Linked DNA regions of Homo sapiens: region 2 is linked to region 1. A link is an interaction called in ENCODE POLR2A ChIA-PET data of the cell type or tissue named here. Cell type or tissue: GM12878. All regions are shown on one strand. Region 1 has its middle 110 kb from the start of MIR4464. Region 2 overlaps RNGTT (RNA guanylyltransferase and 5'-phosphatase).

The links. Peaks named below come from ENCODE experiments on the same cell type or tissue, not always from the same donor. Only the 100,000 strongest peaks of a DNase experiment are listed, where the experiment ranks them.
Region 2: POLR2A ChIA-PET joins it to region 1 with 10 read pairs; 2 of 35 experiments call an interaction of 5 or more read pairs at or near these places.

The regions. Positions count from the first base shown.
Region 1 is chr6:90,424,276-90,426,775 of GRCh38, reverse strand. No RefSeq gene overlaps it. Among named protein-coding and RNA genes, the nearest start is that of MIR4464, 110 kb to the right of the region's middle. RefSeq lists an enhancer at 1,211-1,500. In GM12878, no CTCF peak of the experiment used is centred here; a DNase peak (open chromatin) is centred at 1,415.
Region 2 is chr6:88,953,771-88,956,270 of GRCh38, reverse strand. The region is part of intron 1 of RNGTT (RNA guanylyltransferase and 5'-phosphatase); the gene reads left to right. Among named protein-coding and RNA genes, the nearest start is that of RNGTT, 8.6 kb to the left of the region's middle. In GM12878, no CTCF peak of the experiment used is centred here; no DNase peak of the experiment used is centred here.

The DNA of each region.
Region 1 (2,500 bases):
CTTCAGCTTCCCAAAGTGCTGCAATTACAGGCATGTAATCAGCCTCTTTTCTATAAAAATATTCTATTGCAGTACTTGATTTAAGGAGATTGTAGAAAATTTGGGGAAAGGTTCCAAGATATTGACACTTTGGTAAATAATTCTTAAGAGAAAAACCAAAAGAGCTTGATCTATTAAGTCAGAAGTGAGATAAGGAACATAAGGACTTTTTCTTGTTTGTATCCAGACCAATAACAACAACAAAAAACATAGACCTGTGAGCAGCTGACATGAAATTTGTGGTGACTAATTAATTTTTAATTAATTAACTTGTGCTGCCTTGTTCATCTACTAATTTCCAGGTTCCCAATGGCTTACTGATAAATTAGTCCTAATGAAATCAAACAGATCTAAAAGGAACCAGTGTTTCTCTCTCCTAGGATTATCTCCATGTTTCTAAAGACAGACCAAAACCAGAAGGTTACTTCCAAGATTTAATCTGTACCAACCAGTCCAAATATTATTGGTTTTCAAGCATTCGATTTCCCTGCACAAAGAGCATGTACTTTCTTAACAGTGACTTGGCACTAAACTCCGTCTTCAAATTTAGCTATGCAGTCTTGACTTTGAACTAGACAGGGGATTTCCATATTTTCCCCATCTTCATTTTAATAAAATGCCTCAATTTTCTTCAGTACTACTTTAAAAAATTCAGGCTCTGTCTCTAAGAAACGAAAGAGTAGAGTGTTGTAGTTTTATAGAAATTTAAATTTAAAGTTTCATATATTATAGGCACCATTCATAAAACTACATATGGAAATTTAGAACTTAAATTAAGCATAAATATTTATCAAAGAGAGGAGTAGGGGCAAGAAATGCATACAGCTAAGGATATGGTAGCTTGAATTAGGATCATGGTAGTGGAAATGAAAATTGAAAGCATTCAGTAAGCGTTTCAGAAGTAGATGGATAATAATGGGGATGGTGGGAGATGACAGATGGCAAGAGAGGAGGCAAGGATGATTTCTAAGTTTTTAGCTCAAGTGACTTGGGGGACACAGTGCCATTTACTGGGATATGTAGGCTAGAGTACAGGTATGAGAAAATAACCCTTTCAATTTTGTAGACATTTTACTTTTGAGAAGCCTAGTAGACTTCCAGATGAAGATGTCAAATAAGACATTAGATATATGACTTTGGGGCTTTGGGGTGAGGTCAGGGCCATAGGTGTTGATTTGGTGGTCATAGGCATAGAGACAGTATTTAAAGCCATAGTCCCTGATGAAGTAAGAGTGTAAAAAAAAAAAAGAGAGAGCGAACTGGGGCTAAGAAGCTAACCCTCATACATGTCACAGTTTAGAGGTTTTGGAAAGAGAAGACAGAAAATGAAACTAAAAAGATGTGAATAGAGAGGAGGAACACCAAGAGTATGAAAGATGAGACAGAGACCAAGAAAAGAAACTAACGAATGTCGCTGAGAGATGAGTCAAGTGAGGAAAGAAAATGACCTCTTGTTTGGGCTACATGAAGGTCAATAGGTCTTCAATGACCTCAAGAACCTTGACATGAGTCCACGGAGTTGTGGGGAGAAAAGCTTGAATGGAAGGTGAAGATGCGAAAATTGTGTCTGTAGTCAACTCTTTCAAGAAATTTTTTTAGACAGGAGGCCCAGAAGTGGTATGATTGTGAGAGGGGAATGTGAGGTCAAGGGGTTTGCTCTGTCATTGTTGTTGTTTTTATTCCTTTTTACTTTGGAAATTTAACCTACAAACAACCAGAGAATAATATAAAGTACCCTCATGTACCCATCACCCAGCTTCAATAATGATCAACTTTTTTGTTTGTTTCAACTATTGCCCCATTAAAATTGTTTTATTAAGGTAAATTTACAAAAGTAAAATTCACTGTTTTGGGTGTACAGTTCTGAGTGTGTATAATTGTATACAGCCATATATAACCACCACTAAAATCAAGACATAGAACAGTTCAATCACCCCCAAATGGTGCTTCCTGCCCCTTTGTAGTCATCTTCTCCTTTCACTCACAGATCCTGAGTCTTCATCTAGCTCTTCTAGACTCTAGACCTCCATATCTGACTCCCTGCTGGAGAGCTCTACTTGTATGTCTCATAGAAATGTCAGATTCACTATGTTTAAAAATAAATTATTGGAAATGAAAAGGCAAGCCACAGACTGGTATAAAAAATATTTGCAAATCATAGCTTCAACAAAAAACATATATCCAACAAAGACCTTATTATTGAGCTACTGTGATTCAATAATAAGACAAACAGCTCAATTTTTTAAATGAGCAAAAGATTTAAATAGATACTTTAACAAAAAGATATACAGATGGCAAATAAACACGTTAGAAGATGCTCGACATTATTAGTCATTATGGAAATGCAAATCAAACCACAACAAGATAGCACTGCATACCCACTAGAATGGCTAAAATTAAAAAGCTAGACCATATCATGTGTTGGCAAGGATGTAGAGCAACTGAAGCTCTCCCATATACT
Region 2 (2,500 bases), 1.5 Mb after region 1:
TCCAGGAATTTATCCATCTCCTCTAGATTTTCTAGTTTGTGCATATAAAGTATTCATAGTACTATTGAATGATCTTTTATATTTTTGTTGTATCGGTTGTAATATCTCCTGTTTTGTTTCTAGTTGAACTTACTTGAATCTTCTTCTTTTCTTGGTTAATCTTGCTAATGGTCTATCAATTGTGTTTATATTTTCAAAGAACCAGCTTTTTTTTTTTTTTTTTTTTTTTTGAGACAGAGTCTCGCTCTGTCACCCAGGCTGGAGTGCAGTGATGCCATCTTGGCTCACTGCAACCTCTGCCTCCTAGGTTCAAGTGATTCTCCTGCCTCAGCCTCCCAAGTAGCTGGGACTACAGGTGGCCCGCCACCACACCCGGCTAATTTTTTTGTATTTTTAGTAGAGATGGGATTTCACCATGTTGGTCAGGCTCAAACTCCTGACCTCAAATGATCTGCCTCCCTTGGCCTTCCAAAGTGCTGGGATTACAGACGTGAGCCACTGCACCACATCCAGAACCAGTGTTTTGTTAATCTTTTGTGGATGTTTGGTATTTTTTGTTTGTTTGTTACAGTTTAGTTCTGCTCTGATGTTTGTTACTTCTTTTCTTCTGCTGGGTTTGGGTTCAGTTTATTCTTGTTTCTCTAGTTCCTTGAAGTGTGACCTTAGATTTTCTGTTTGTGCTCCTTCAGATGTTTTGGTGTGGGTTTTTTTTTTTTTTTTTTGAGATGAGTCTCACTCTGTCACCTGGGCTGGAGTGCAGTGGTACGATCTTGGCTCACTGCAACCTCCGCCTCTTCTGTTCAAGCGATTCTGCTGCCTCAGCCTCCTGAGCAGCTAGGATTACAGGCGCCCGCCACCATGCCTGGCTAATTTTTTGTATTTTTAGTAGAGACAGGATTTCACCATGTTGGCCAGGCTGGTCTCGAACTCCTGACCTTGTGATTTGCCCGCCTTGGCCTCCCAAAGTGCTAGGATTGCAGGCATGAGCCACCACGCCTGGTGATGTAGGTATTTAATGCTATGAACTTTCCTCTTAGCACTGCTTTTGCTGTGTCTCAGAGGTTTTGATAGGTTGTGTCACTGTTATCATTCAGTTCAAAAAATTTTTAAATTTCCATCTTTATTTCATTGTTGACCCAAAGATTATTCAAGAGCAGAAATTTTAATTTCCATGTATTTGTATAGTTTTAATTTTTATTTATTTATTTTTTCTGAGATGGAGTCTTGCTCTGTCACCCAGGCTGGAATGCAATGGTACGATCTCAGCTCATTGCAACCTCTGCCTCCCAGGTTCAAACAATTCTCCTGCCTCAGCCTCCCTAGTAGCTGGGATTACAAGCCCGTGCCACCATGTATTTTTAGTACATGGCTGGCTAATTTTTGTATTTTTAGTAGAGGCATGGTTTTATCATGTTGGCCAGGCTGGTCTTGAACTCCTGACCTCAGGTGATCCACCCACCTCAGCTTCCTAAAGTGTTGGGATTACAGGCATGAGCCACCACGCCTGGTCGTGTATTTGTATAGCTTTGAGGGTTCCTTTTGGAGCTAATTTTCAGTTTTATTCCACTGTGGTATGAGAGGATACTAGATAGAATTTCAATTATCTTAAATTTATTGAGACTAAATATCTGTTAAGTCCATTTGTTCTAGGGTATATTTAACTCTATTCTTTTTTTGTTGACTTTCTCTCTTGATGACCTGTCTAGTGCTGTCAGTGGAGTATTGAAGTCCCCCACTATTGTTGTGTTGCTGTGTATTTCATTTCTTAGGTCTCTAGTAGTAATTGCTTTACAAATTTTGGAGCTCCAGGGTTAGGTGCATATATAGGATTGTGATATTTTCCTGTTGGACGAATCCTTTTTTTCATTATATAATGTCCTTCTCTGTCTTTTTGAACTGTTATTCCTTTAAAGTTTGTTTTGTCTGACATAAGAATAGCTATTCCTGCCCGCTTTTGATTTCCAGTTGTGTAGAATATCTTTTTCTACCCCTTTACCTTAAGTTTATGTGAGTCCTTATGCATTAGGTGAGTCTCTTGAAGGCAGCAGATACTTGGTTTGTGGGTTGTTATCCATTCTGCCATTCTGTGTCTTTTAAAAGGAGCATTTGGGCCATTTCTATTCAATGTTAATACAGTATTGAGATAAGGTACTGTTCTATTCATAATGCTAGTTGTTGCCTAAATACCTTTTTTTAAAAAAATTCTGTTATCGTTTTATAGGCCCTGTGAAATTTATGCTTTAAGGATGTTCTATTTTGGTGTATTTTGAGGTTTTATTTCAAGGTTTAGAACTCCTTTTAGCATTTCTTGTAGTGTGTCTTTCATTTCTTGTAGTGGCCAATTCTCTCAGCATTTGTTTATCTGAGAAAGACTATCTCTCCTTCATTTATGAAGCCTAGTTTTGCTGAATACAAAATTCTTGGCTGACAGTTATTTTGTTTCAGGAAACTAAAGATGGGACCCCAATCCCTTCTGGCTTGTAAGGTTTCTGCTGAGAAA